2 separate regions of the Mus musculus genome follow, and region 2 is linked to region 1. A link is a contact called in ENCODE POLR2A ChIA-PET data. All regions are on one chromosome and are shown on one strand. Each heading gives the region's core, a stretch centred on a gene start or an enhancer-like site at or near the end of the contact. The rest is flanking DNA. Distances are from core to core; before and after follow the strand shown. Region 1 holds the start of Ralbp1 (ralA binding protein 1). Region 2 holds the start of Ankrd12 (ankyrin repeat domain 12).

The links. ChIA-PET counts read pairs that join two places held with the same protein, here RNA polymerase II (POLR2A).
Region 2: POLR2A ChIA-PET joins it to region 1 with 14 read pairs in embryonic stem cell. The contact joins the promoter of Ankrd12 here to the promoter of Ralbp1 in region 1. POLR2A ChIA-PET finds 5 or more read pairs at or near these places in 2 of 5 experiments (Patski and embryonic stem cell).

The regions. Positions count from the first base shown.
Region 1 is chr17:65,880,270-65,887,695 of GRCm38, forward strand. It overlaps Ralbp1 (ralA binding protein 1), which reads right to left and starts at 4,654. Exons shown (of 10, transcript NM_001198949.1): 1 at 4,409-4,654.
Region 2 is chr17:66,073,637-66,081,062 of GRCm38, forward strand. It overlaps Ankrd12 (ankyrin repeat domain 12), which reads right to left and starts at 3,410. Exons shown (of 13, transcript NM_001025572.1): 1 at 3,248-3,410. Ndufv2 (NADH:ubiquinone oxidoreductase core subunit V2) reads right to left here. Exons shown (of 8, transcript NM_028388.3): 7 at 7,175-7,251; 8 at 5,159-5,951. The coding sequence ends at 5,858.

The DNA.
Region 1 (7,426 bases), core at 3,404-5,903:
CAGTTTTTGGCATGTTAAAAAGCCCTCCCTTGACCTTGGTCACCTTCTACTTTCTACACCTCCTCTCACAGCTGACATATATGCCTGCTATCCAGCAACCCTGAAGCCAAGGCAGGAGGACTGAGTTCCAGACAAGCATAAACTATAGTAAGACCCTTTCACAGAACTAAAGACGAAAAAACAAGTGCCAAGGGAGGTCTCAATCTCCTGTCTCCACCCACTGACCTCTAAGCTCAGCGAACAGGAAGTTTCTTCCCCTATCAATCTACCATAAATCTAAATCAACATGCTGCTAAGCATCTTTATCAAATTCAAAAGACTCATAACTCTTATTCTGACCAACTACTTAGAGCATTTAAACTTTTTTGTATTATTTTTTAATATATAACTCTACACAATGAGTTCCAAGACAGACAAGGCTACACTGAGAGACCCAGTCTCCCAGAAAAAAAAGAAAGTACAGGCTAGTGTGGGTGCCCCAGAGGCCTGAGGTCCTTGATCCCTCAGGAGCTAGTTACGAAGCACCCAGCATGGGTACTGGGAACTGGCCTTAAGTCTCTGGAAATTAGTAAGGGCTATTAAATTCTGAGCCACCTTTCCAGCCCCTACTCTGAAAATCTCAAGTCCGTCTTTCATCTGGTTTTAGCACGGATGTTTTATTTTGTGTTCTGAGCTGGATCTTGCTCTCTAGTCTCCAACTTTCTGTGGTAGTCTCCTCTCCCAAGTGCTGGGATTATAGCCATTTGACCCCACACCTGTCGGTGTTTTCTTCTTAATTTTTTTCCTGGAGTTAGTTGGAAAGACTAGTAGCCTTTTAATAAAATGACCCTATCAGCTGGACGCAGTGACTCATACCTTTAACCCCAGCATTTAGAAGGCTGAGGGAGAAAGAGGCATTCCTTCTGAGGTCAAGCCTAGCATGGTCTACAGAATGAGACAGACCCTATTTTGGCTTCTACGGCAGGACCTCCTCATGGATGCCTCAACACTACCAAACAGTTTTGAAGGTCACCTTCCAGCATACCCTCCTATGTTGAGCTCTGTGGCCTATTCCCGGAGCTGTTTGCTGTTGGCAAACGCTTCCTGTGTGGTAGTCCCTAAACCAGAGGCTTCAGTCTCCATTTACAATAAAACGTGACAGGACTGGAGAGACAGCTCAGCCACTAAAGCCTAAGACTCACAACTAAAAGGATGACAGCGCACAAACTCTACCTGGACATTCACAAAAACATCCACTCAACATGCCAGAAGCTAGCACGTGATTCCTCCTCAAACTCACTGCACTTCCTCAAGTCTCTGTCTCAGGCTATCTTACCGTTTGCTTTCTCAGGGACCCAGGATGGAATGCAAGTCACCCTCGCTTTCCATAACCAACTTTTACTAAATTCTATTCAGTCTGTTCTCTAAGTATTTCTGCCTTCTGTATCCTGACACTCTATTCTTTTTAGACCCCACTTCTCACCTCAGTTATTGAGAATAATGAAGACTTTCTAAACCCATTCCATATTCAATTTCATCTACCCTTTCTGTACTCTGAAGGCTACACTCTTCAATTCATCCCACAAACTGTTTTATGACCTGGGGCCAGGCAGCTACAATCCTCAGCATAGTGTTCGGTTTCTAAAGACTCACCTGCGTAGCCTCACCTTCCGCTCCTGGCACAGCCAACACTACAGCTACAGAAACAACACACTGGTCTGAAATGCTTCCCACAAGTCTCTGTCTGACTCCTTTAGTGTTACGCACCTTTTCCAATTAATTCTGCTTGATCCTTAAGGACACTTACAACAGAGGGTTAAATGTGGCCAGCATAGGTTAGGCTTTCTCCTACTCCCACCCCTCTCCGTTCTGTCTCAATGACTCCCATTTGCTAGCAGGGCAAAGCCGAAGTCAGCTTTGATGGTATACAGACTATCCCCCCAGTTTCACGTCTCTCCACCACCTCATGCAGCTATATTTGCAGATCTACCCTTGCAGATCCTACTACACAGTCTACGTAGCTCGTTTTACACAGTTCTGCTTGCACCATTCCCTACATGACTGTCCATCATCTCTAAGGCTGCTCAGCTGATTGATTATACAGTGTTAAGTATCTTCCACTGAGCATTCCCAACCTTTATTTTCATCGCTACTTACATATATGTCCTTCCTCTATCTTCTGCCCTCTTCCATTGTTTCTCTTGAGTATTACATCTTGCATATAGTCACAGAACCCCCATATTTTCTACAGAATCTTAGAAACATATTGTAGTTTGCAAGCTGAGTGTTGTAAAACAGTGGCTGAGTGCTCTCCTAACATGTCCTTCAAACTCTCTTTACTTAGCAGAGAACCTAAACACAGTAACCCCTTTATTCTAAATCATCTGCATTTCCCCATGTTCTGTCTTACCTATATTAGCATAAAGTCTATCAGGAACTTTCTTTTTAAAAGAAAAGAATAGCTGGGCATACATCCAATCCTAGCACTTAGGAGCCAGAAGCAGGAAGCTCTATGTGTTCTCAGTTCAAGCATCCACATAGGAAGAAGGATCCAGGCCAGCCAGGACTCCACAGTGAGACCCTGACACCCCTGTCCACCCCCCACCACCACAAAAAAAGAAAATAACGGAACATACTTTGGGATACTGTTGTGGACCTAATCGTTTCTTCCCGAGCTGTGACTATGCAAGTGTAACTGTACAAAATAAAGTTAATATTCACTTTTAAAATTTTTTATTATTTTTAATTATGGGGGGAGGAGGGCCATTGCCTGTGGAGACCAGAGGTCTTGGGTTTCCTGGGAGCTGGACTTACAGGCAGTTGGGAACAGTTACTGGGGAACAAACTCTGTAACTCTCCAAGAGTCACACTGCAAACGTCTTAACCAGTGAGTCCTGTCTCCAGCGCCAGTACACACTTTTTAAAACACCACTTCGGTCTCTCCAAATTACGAGGAAAATGGTCCCTGTAAACTTATTATGAGAAACCACATTTTGAAAAAGACAGCAAATTCAGCTATTGTAACTTGTTTCTAGATTCTCTGTGATTGTTTGTTTGTTTGTTGTTTGAGACAGGATTTCTGTTTAGCCCTGGCTATACTGGAACCCGCTCTGTAACAAGGCTGACTTCAAACTCACAGAGCTCTGCCTCCAGAGAGCTGGGACTGAAGGTGTGTGCCACCACCAGCTGGCTTCTAGATACTTCGTTTTAAAATTTACTTAACAGCAACTGCTATTAAACTAACCTATCTCTCTTGGGTCTATGGGACACACTGAAAAACAAGAAGCACTCTACTGACTGCAGACCTCTGAAAATGCTAACACCACTAACAGGAGTTCTTCATTTTGAAGAAGACATCCAGGACCTTGAAATCATCGAGATAATTCCTACTACAGAAAGTGATGGGACCTTTCCTTAAAGTGCTGTCTGAACACTAAACCAAAAGTAGGCTTATAACTTATCACTGAGTACTTTGTTAATAACGGCCAAGTATAGGTAATGCTACCCCAAAGCACCAGTGTTAGCCCACCCCCGTTCCATCAACACCACCAAAGCTGGGCAGTGCAACAGCTCAATGCCCACACTATAGCACTTCTGTCACAAGCACAGACCTCTAATGAAAACAGCTGTGATCTCTAAAAACCTTAGGGTACGCACGCTGCTCTCTCTGGAAGAATCCTTGTAATAATCTCCAAACTTGAACCAGCCCTACCTACTTCAGGAGACTGGAAAGTGGAGTAATTCGTCAAACCTGTTTCACAACGACATATTTAAAAGATGGAAAAAGAAAGCTGGCCTCGACTGAGAACACTCTGGTACGAAAACGCTTGAAAACGCCGTTGAGAATGGAGCTCCTAACTCCAGATCAGACAGAACACTTCTGAACCCTGGAACAAGTACCACTGCAAACAGGGTCGTCCCCTTGCCCAACGCCTGCCACGGGCGACAACAGGAGCTGTTCCCCCGACTCTACCCGGCAAACACGGAGACAGGTGGGCGAGCCAGATGCGCGAGGCAGATGCGACCCATAAACCGGAAGGCTTGCGTCAGGCCAGTCCCCGGCCGCAGCTCCGGCCAGGTGTGGCCCGCAGGGATGCCCCGAGGCCTGGAAGGGTCCGAGGAAGCAGCTGGACTCCCAACTAGCCTCTGGGTCCCAGAGCAACACAGGACACACCCGGGTGCTCCCAAGGAGGCCTGTCGGGCAGGCGGCGTGACCCACCCCAAAGGAGCAAGCTCCGGGGTGAAGCTTTCACGGACAACGTAAGGCGGGGCGGCCACGCCCCCCACCCCCAACTCCCATTCCGAGCCCGGGATCCCAAGCCCGGCACGCTGCGTGACAGGCGCGGGCGCGAGGCCGGGCGCCCGACGGCTCCCACGGACACCGCCGCAGCGTTGCGACCCCCGCGAGCGTCCGCTCCCCGCCACTGACCAGTGCCTGCCGCCGAGCGACCGTCCGCTCCGCTGCAGCCGCCGCCGCCTCCTCGCACTCACGCTTCCGCCACAACCGCCGCCTCCTGCGCTGCACCCCGGGCCGGCCGCGGGAGCCCCATTCCCACCCCGCCCAGCCTTCGCCTGTTTACAATGATTGGGACAGAACAGGACGAGCCGGCCCAGCGCGCACGCGCACGCCCTCCTCCCGCCGCAGCCGGCTTCCCGGGTCCTCGGCTCCTTGGCCGTGACGGCTAGGGCCGGCTAGGGCAAACGCCCCGCGTCCTCGCGTGGGGCACGCCGGGAGTTGTAGTTCTAGTTAACCCAACGCCCCGCTGCTGTAGGGCCCTTGTCTCCGACATAAACCACAACGCCCAGAAAGCACCGCGCCTCCCGAGCTGGAACTCGTTAAGGGGGAACAGGGAACCCGCGAGAGGATGCGCCAAACGCTAAGGCTCTGCAGGCGCCTGCGCAGTGTTCTGGGGAGCGAGTGGAACACACACACCTACCGGAGCGAATCCAAGTGAAAACAGTGTGGGAGCCCTGCGGAGCTCTGCTGGAAAGAAAGCGCGTTCCTCCCCAAGCTCTGGCCTGGTGTCCGCAGCTACTGAGAGTGACACTTTTCCCCCCAGCGTCTGCGTACTTTAAGTGGTTCCAACCAGTTAAACCAGCCTGGGCTGCTGACCCACCCCGCCTCTGGGCGGAGCACCTTGCTGGCCTTCTTTGGGCGGAGATCTTCCTTTGGAGAATTCTTGCCTGGGGGTTTGGAGAAAGGAGGCTTCTGGGGCCAGGGCTGGGCAATCCGCAGGACCCCTGAAGTGTGTTGACTTGCGGGAAACTGCTGGCTCCCACCCACTTGCCTCCGCAGTTAGCAATCCATACCCGAGTTAAAGCCGCACAGCATCACGTTCAGCTTACAAATAGAAACAGCTGCGTATCCTCCAGAAGTCCCCCACGAAGGACGGAAAACGTGTTGGCTGGTGCATACTGTAATAAACAGCACTCCATGGAATTATTCTGGGTTTATGACATTGGCAGTCAGAAGAGAGATGAGATTTCTAGTGTCTGCTTCTTCACTGATCCATCGTGTGCTACACTCCCAAGCCATCTTTGCTCAAATATGACAAGTCCATCCCCTTGTGCAAAAGAGTCACTCCCAGTGGAACACTGAGGTCCTAGAGGGACCTTTCCACAACCCCTGTAGCAATAAAACAGCCTCCATGAGAAGATGGCCTGTGAGTACGCCAGTTAAATTACTCCTTCCCGCTGGCAGTTCTGATTTGGTCAAGGGATAAGCACTGCCTGAGCGGGGCTTTATGGAGCCTTCCCTGGAATTGACATATGGGATAATGAGGTGGGGAAAGAGGCTTTTTTTTTTTTTTTTAACTGAGTAATTTACGTGTAACATCACGTGACTCGTTCACCGTGGAAGTGAATAAGGCTGAAAGCAGAGAAGTGGGGGACACAGCAAGGGAGAGGGAAAAGCAAGAGTGAAGACTGACTTCCTTCTGAGCCATAGTTTCTGCAGAGCCTTTAAGTGCCGCGTTTACGTGAGCCAATCCAGGAGTAATCTATGCACACTTTTTTTTATTATTTATTTGTGCTAATGGAGGTGCAAATAAAGAGCATATTTATTGGCTGTTTCTCAGCAGTCTTCCCTCCCCCTTAAGGAACACCACATAACCATTTCCGCTGGTAACTGTTTTAGAACTAGGCATCATGTCCAACCAGAGCCAATAACCCACAGAGACAGACCGAGGCTTCCACTAAACCGAAGCTTCCTCTCTGTTCTGGTGCAGTGAAGTACTTGAGGTCTGCAAAAGGAGGAACCATTTTTGTCTCCTATCAGAGAAAAGCTAAACAGAAGAGAACTCAGGGAGAGGATGAAGCTAATAATGTCAAACAAATGCAATGTGTTCCGGGACAGAAGGTAGGCAGGTCTATTTGCTGCCCGTTATAAAAAGTTTGGTTTTGTTTGTTTGTTTGTTTGTTTGTTTGTTTTTCAGTTCTACAGATTGAACCTAGGGCCTTAGCAATGCTAGGCAAACACTGGGCTACAGCTCTAGCACAAGACTTCCGGATCCAAACATTCTTCAGCTGTGATGCAAACCTTTTGCCTGTGCAACATTCATCTGAACTGACTTGCATCGCCCCCACGGGACTGAGGATAAGGAGAGCCGATGTGAACATAAAACTTGTTGCTCTACACCTACGCTGCGACCCTTTAATTCAGTCCCTCATGGTGTGGCAACCCGAACCAGAACATTCTTTTCATTGCTACTTCATAGCTGTAATTTTGCTACTGTTACGATTTATAATGTAAATATATGTTTTTCTGTGGTGTTAAGTGACCCCTGTGAAAAGGTCGTTTGATTCCAGGGGGTGGTGACCCACAGTTTGAGAACCACTGTTCTACAAGGGAAAAGGTGCTAGCCCTGTCCCAGAAGTCTGATAACCTCCATTAACACCCATGATCTTTGGCAGGCTAATGTATGAGCACTTTAAGTGTGATCAAAGCTTAGCTCCTTCCCAGTTATTGGCACTTTTTAATCTAATAATTGACTTAATCACATGAAATATGTAAGACGCCTCCTTTCCATATGCCAACCCTTCATCCCAGCACACACACATCATGTACATGCAAACAAACTTTTTTATCTCCCCCAATACACCTACTTTAGTAATTTGGATTACAACGCTATTCAATATTTACAGGGATAAGGCTACAAATGCATTTACAAGCACAGTTCAGTTGTGTGTGTGTGTGTGTGTGTGTGTGCATATGCCTGTGTGTGTGTGTGTGTGTGTGTGTGTGTGTGTGTGTGTGTGTGTGTTAGTTAAGAACAAGAAGGTACTATTGGATGGATCACAGGGCCCCCAATGGAGGAGCTAGAGAAAGTACCCAAGGAGCTAAAGGGATCTGCAACCCTATAGGGGGAACAACATTATGAACTAACCAGTACCCCGGAGCTCTTGACTCTAGCTGCATATGTATCAAAAGATGGCCTAGTCGGCCATC
Region 2 (7,426 bases), core at 2,160-4,659, 190 kb after region 1:
TTTCTATAGCGCTCTCATTTTACGTTATACAAGAAAATCATTATCATTATTGGTGATGGTGGTGACGGCCCTGGCCAGGCCTCACACATGGAAGTGGGCCGTCTACAGCCCCAGGGGATGATTCTTTGTACATAAAGAATGCAAGGTTCTGAATGTTACATGGTTTGTCAAAACAAGAACAAGACCAGAAAGTAATGAAGAACTTAAATCCAGACCTTCTCAGTTCTAGTTCCAGGTCTTCTTCCTTCTGCTTCACACAACTACTCCCAAATAAAGAACGGAGCATCTCACAGTAAGAAGCTTCTAGACAAATCAGCAAGGCAGACAACTCTCTCTCAGTCACGGCCAAGTTTTACCTTTTCATCTGAAAAGTGAGTGACGTGGACCACAAAGTGTGAGGCTGCGGCTAGGTCTACGGCTAACTCTCCAATGTGCCCTGTACATGACACAAGCTGCTAACAAATATGTCTTGTTAGCAACAATGCTGGAGCAACCTCCTGCAAATGTAAAGGAAGCGCTACCCAAATGATGCTACTCCAATAACCTTACATGTGCTGAAAGTGCTTTGATCTTACAACAACAGAAATGACTCATCTCACTAACCATTCTCTTTTCAGACTGAAATTAATGTTATTAACAAAACCCAGAAGTAGTCCAGCAGGCCGGTAATCTGAGCTACTCGGGAGGCTGAGACAGGAAGGATGGAAAGTGTGTGTGTCTACTCAATTTAGCAAGACCCATTCTGGAAACACTAAAAGGGCATGGGTGTTGGTTTTGTTCCCAGCAACCACATCAGGTGGCTCACAAGCACCTGTAACTCCAGCTCTGGGGATCAACACCTCCATCCTCTGCAGACACCCTGCACTCCTGTACACACCCACACAGACACATAATTAAAAATAAGCCTTTAAGGGGCTCAAGAGATGGCTCAGCAGTTAAGAGCACTGGTTGGTATTGCAGAAGACTCAGGCTCTATTCCCAGCACCCACATGGCAACTCACAACTGTCTGTAATTGCAGTTTCAGGGCTTCTGAAACCCTCACACAGGCATATGTGCAGGCAAGACACCAAGGAACACAGAATAAAAAATAAATTATGTATTTTTTTAAAGCCTTTAAAATGGGGGTTTGGGGGCTGGGGATGTAATTCAGTGGCTTGTCATAATAACATAAAACAACAACAAGCCTGGTTCATGCAATGGCGGGGATGAAATTCAGGGTTTCCCTTCCAAGTTACACTTCCACAACTCTGTAATCTGGATAAAAAGCAGCTTCTTTCCCACATATTCCACTGTCACCAGATAAAGTCCAACCAGTGTTTTGTTTTTTTTTTTCCTGGATATTAAAGAGCCAATACCGAAACTGCAGAACATCTTCAGCACCCGAGTTCTTTCAGTGTTGCTCTGTTAACTCTTCTTCCAATTCACTTCATAGGGTGCACACCCAGACATCACCAACTGTCTCAGAGGCCCTTAGTCCATAGATGATGTTAACAATTGTAAAACACACAAACTGTAACAAATTGAGAACAGCTTCCAACTTTCAATTCTAATATTCCTTCCACAAATACACTTAAACCCCTGGTTTCATTTCCAGAGAACTTTGCCAGTCTCTAAAACAGAACACATACGTTGAACAACTAGGTTTGTCCTGGGCCAAGCTGTCTTGGAGAGTGTTAGAAATTCGATTAGTACTTCTATCGACTATAACAGATTCTTAAGTAGTAAATAAAGCCTTTCTCTCTGCATCTATAAACCCAGGGAGAAGCATTACATACTTTTATACGTTTTTTGCTTTTAATCCAAATGAAAGCGCTCTCAGGAGGTTAACTGAAGGAGGTCAAGATGGCTCAGCGCATAAAGGTTCGAACCACCAAGCCTAAGAGCCTGCCTGGAGCCCACACAGGGAAAGGTGAGAACCCCAACTCCTAGGAAGTTGTCATCTGCCCTCCACATTCACCATGTAAACAAAATATATTAAAATATTAAATGTCAAACTGAAACGTTTTAAAGGGAACTACAACAATGTCTTCATTGTCACATTGGTGATTCTAATTTTTGCTTTTAAACCATTTGGCATCAAGAGAGCACATTTTGGCAGTTCTGAGTTAATCTCCAGGAAAGCCTTTGTGTAACGCTTTAAGAAAATGAAAAAAAGATCAGTAAGCAAGATTTTTAAAGGCCTACTTGGGCATATGTTTTTAATGAACAGATGACTTACTGGGATAGTTCATCTTTCTTTATAATTGACTCAGGCCATTTTAAAATAAGAAGAAACACATGGCTGAGAATGCAGGTTCGTCTCAACCACAGAATTAACGATAATCCCTGAGCGTCACTGATCGCCGGATTTGCAACATACTTCGCCCCAGTTCAAGGGGTGTCCAGCGGAAATTACAGTCCCTACAACCACACTGCTTCAAATGTTTCCGACGTACTCAACTAGTGCAATACTGTTCATTTCCATCCTCAACTATTCTCGCTGTAATTATTAAAACAGCTGTCAGCTGGGCTTCGGTGACCTCTTTGTACAGCGTTTTTATTCAACGCCGTGGATCCTGAAGGATGCGTCATCTCCATCTTACTCTCCAAAAACCAGATCTAAGATTCCAATACGCTCTAAGGGTCTCTGAACATCATTCCAATCGGAACTGGCACAAACTAGACCTGATCGCTCAACGCGGCAAGGGCAGGTCGCACTGGCATTTAGGACAGAACTGGCTCCGGCGAGCCGCAGCTCTTTCGCTTTCACGCACCTCTCCCGGGACCATCGCGCCTCCTACGCCCCGGCCCGCACCGAGTCTCCGACAACCGCGCACGCAGCGCCGCTGGCACCGGGAGCGCGCGGCGGCACGGCGCGCCCCCGCGATGCCGTCCGTCCCGGTGCGCTGGCGGCGCCCTCCCGGCCGCGCCATGTTCCGGTAAGCGGCGGCCAAGGCGCTCGCGCTAGCCGCCGCCCGAGCGTCGCCCAGCGGCGGCCCCACCTGCGCCGCGACCCGTCAGGATGCCGGGCGGGGCGGCCACCAACGGCCTGTCACGGTCCGGCCGGCCGCGCCGCGGGCTGGGCTGGGCCGAGTGGCGCGTAGCACACGGCTGGGCGCGGCTGGCAGAGGCGCAACCCCCCTACCTGGCTCCGGGGAGGAGACGGGGCACCGGGCTGAGGGTCTCCTCCCTGGTACCCGGGACAGACTCGAAACCGCGCCCTCCTTCCTCCCCTCTGGTCGCCACGCCCCCCTGGCCCGCACAGACCCGAGGCTCAGCGGGCGCAGAAGGGTTCACCCCCTGAACGAGGACCTCCGGGTGGCCGCCGCTGCCGGTGTCTCCGTCGCCGCTGCAACAGCCCCTGATGCCGCCGGGGCCAGGCTTAAAAACATCTCCGGTCTTGGTCGGTCTCTCACCACAGCCTCCTTGCTCCTGGACAGCGTTCTCCGCGATTGGCTGCGGCGCGAGCACGTGACCCGGGCGGACACGTGACTCCTGCAGGCACGGGACGGGCGGCGTGACCGCCGTGCCCCGCCCCCGACGCGCCCGTCCCTGGGCTCCCCGGAGGAGCGGAGCGCGCGGCGGCGGGTGGCGTTCTTGGGGAGCGAAGCGGAGCGGGTGGAGGGGGCCGGAAGTCCTGGAGCCGCGTGGGAGTCGGAGCAGCCCTCGAGCCGTCGGCCGGGGAGCTCCTCACGCGCAGTCACCACCACCGGAGATGTGCAAAAGGCGGCATGGGTGCTGGCGCCCGGCGGAGGAAACGCACATATTTTTGCAGGGTTTGAGTTGGGACGGCAAAACCAGCCGGAAACCGGGAGGGTTTTGTTAGCGGTGGTCGTGCGGGCGGGAGGGCACCGCAGCACTGTGGGGCAGGTCCGGGTTGCGTGACTGAGCCGCTTCGTGCGGCGCGGGCCGAGGGATGTCCCAGCCAGACGCACTCTGTTCCCAAAGCACGGCTCTAAGCACTGCTTGCAAAGAACGCATCGGTAAGCTCAGTTCTAGCCATGCGATCCTGTGACCTTTCTGAGCAGAAATTTCACCAAATTTGTTCCTGTGGTACTAAGTCTCATAGGGCGTGTGAGGAAATTTTACCATCGCAGCAGCTTGTCCTCAGACTTCCTTCTGAATACTTTAATCTACAGCGGTTAGCCTGCAACCGTTGTGCTTTAACCACCCTAAGAAGTTACATACTCCACAGGAAACCATCTTCTCCCTCTTCGTTAACTGTGGCCTCCTTCAGTATCCGTTAGTATCTTAATGATTTTAAGACAGTCCTATCAATAATAAGCTGTAAATTCTGATGTGAGTTTTGGGCTTGACAGGGACATAAACCTTCATTAAAAAAAAAAATCAGGATAGATTGTCTTCCATTGTTCTCAGCTATAAAAAACTTTCAGTATGAACAGTCTTCTAGAGAAATCTGTGTATGTGTGAACTGGGGACTGAAGCTCTGCCCTTGCTCATGCCAACCAAGTACCCAACAGTGGTGTATAGTGAGAGCTATATTTCTGGTGAAAACTTAACTTTAAAGACCTACCTTAGACCCTAAATCATAAGCACTCACAACCAGTTAGTCTTTTTATATAGGCAGAGCTGGAGAGATGGCTCTGGGGTTAAAAGCACTGTTTGAAGACCTAGATTCAGTTGTTCCCAACACCCACAAGACCACTCAAAACCTTATGTAACTTCAGTTCCTGGGTGTCCACTGCTCTCTTCTGGATTTGGTGCACACCACGAGCACAGGCAAAACACTAATCCACATAATATAAATCAAATCTAGCTTAAAAAAAAAAAAAGACAGTCTCATTAATTAGTTCTGTCTGGTGTGGACTTCCATACATAGAACCGGCTGACTTCAAACTCTCAAGAGATCACCTGCCTCTGCCTCCTGAGTGCCTACCTCTATAATGAGGTCCCTGTAGGGTCACTGACTTTGATAAATCCTGAAGCAATCTGATTATTCCAGGAATGAAAACTATTTCTATTCTGCATTTTCAGAAGCACGGCACTATTACCTCCTTTCTTGAGTTGAAGGTAATGTTTTATTCATACAAACACATTGTCCAGCCTACCAACTCCACCAGTTAGTTCTTAGGTGCTTCCAGTGTTAAAAATATAGCCAAAGATGGCCAAACCATGCCTCAAACGACAAAAACAAAAACATAGCTAAAGTTCAAGTATGGTGGGTTTGAATATCTTTACTAAATCTCTGAGTTCTAGTCCAGTCTGATCTACAAAGTGAGATCCTGTATCAAAATAAATAAATATAGCTAAAGAAATATCAAATTATTTTAACTTTTCTTTTTATAAATAATGCTTTTACCACAATCCCAGAACTTGAGAGGCAGAAGCAAAACTACCCAAAGTTGAAGGCCAGCCTGGTAAACATACAAGCAGGGCTACAGAATGAGATAGCAAACATAAATGGAATACTTTGAGAAAATTCTCTTACCGGTAGTACTGATAGGGAGGTCTTACCAGTCAGAAACTTCAGTAACAACTATATGCTCTTAAATGTTAAAACGCTTAAAGGGAACATTGACATAAAGCTTATAAAAAATTTAACAATTTGGCTGTGTCTAAAGATACAAAGGAAAAATGTATTTTAAGTTTTGCAAAACTTTTACTTCACTGATAAAAATGACATGGCTCTATGAATGGGCAACACTAAAATAATTCTTAACTTGATTCTGTTATAATGATAGGTCTTCACAGGTAGACCGAGATAGTGGTCCTGTTGTTTTGACATAATATTTAGCAGCTGCAAGTTACTAGATTACTGCCAGGATGTACAGGTGGGAATAAGCAAACCGAATAAAGCTTATGTAGGGAAGTTCATATTTTATTTGTCCAGTGACATTTTTTACAGTTGAATACAAGTTAAAGGCCTGCTTGCACACCAAAGCCAGGTCCTTTGGGTGGTTCAGTCAAAGAAGTAAGGCCTCCAGCTGGCTCACAACAGAAGCGGCCACTCCTGAAAAGAAAAGCAAGTAATGATTATTAGTGATTAGCATATGTAAATTTTTACTGTAAAAAACTGGCCACCTTTAATCCCAGCCAGCACTCCAGAGGCAAAGGCAGGCAGAGCGTTTTTAAGTTGCTAACCTGGTCTATATAGTGAGTTCCACACTAGCCAGGGCTATCGTAAGACCTTATCTCGAAATAATATTAACAGGCACTTTCAGCTTTGATGTAACTTTATGGACTTCATTGTGTCTGTTGTCTATTGCTGGTTATGTGACATATGACTGACTGTACTACAGTTAGTTTTAAGTATCACTGTGAATTCACAAGCCAACTAGAAATCCCATGGAGACCAAACTATGGCACATAAGGAAAACTAAAGATCTGTGATATTAAATAGGACAAAAAGATAGGGAGAATACAAGATAGCTATTTCAAGAAAAGTAATAATTAAAGATCATCTTGTCTGGGGTCAATGACATGGGTCTGTAGGAAAAAGTGGTTGTTGATAAGGACAGCAACCCAAGTTCAAAACCTGAAACCTATACAGGCTTAAGGAGAGAAGCAACTCCACAAAGCTGTCTTCTGGCCTCCACATATACATTATACATGATCAAAATTTAAAACATGTTTTAAATAATGTTGTATTGATTGAAAGGGAAAATGGATCTTTAGGTGGGAATAAGAGGAAGGCTAATTTCAGATCAATCTTCTTAGTAACATGAACTTTTAAGCAATTTCTATTTGAAGGAAATTCTCTTTCAGAATAAATATTCTGGTAGGTCACAGATAATTATCTTACAAAGTTTTTTCCCATATATGTGTGAGATGTATGTAGGCATGTTTGCACATGTGTTTTTGTGTGGTGTATGTATGTGCACATGGGGGAACAAAGTCAGCGTTAGATGTCTGTCTCTATCACTCTCTACCTTATGCTCTGCATCACACTGAACTGTAAACTTGCTGGTTTAGTTAGGCTGGCCAGCTACCTCTCTCACAGGATTCCCGGTCTCACCCTAGCCCTGCATGGACAGAACACTGAACCATTTCCCCAGCCGTATTTTATGGATTTTTTACCAAAAAAAAAAAATCTTGCTTTAGATGAGAACTTTAGATATGCAAAGTTCCAGTTGTCTCCTATGAATGAGCAAAACTCTTAAAACCCCGCTGCTGTGAAAGGCAGTTCAGGGTAGGTTATGCCATCAGAGTTTATATATATAAATGAACGCATACCTTGGCCCTGGTTTGGGAACTTTTCCAGCTTTGAGTTCATCAATAATCTCTTCAATATCCTTGGGTGTCAGATCCTCCTGGAGAAAAATTGAAGACGTTAACGAATTGCTGTTAAAAAAAAAAATCTGTAAGTCCTTACAATGAATTCATTTCTTACTTACCAAGATCTCTATAACTGAGTAATTCCAATATATAATGCGATATATATTAAGACTGAGCTGGAAAGGGAGAAACTAAGTGTCTTTCTGTGTT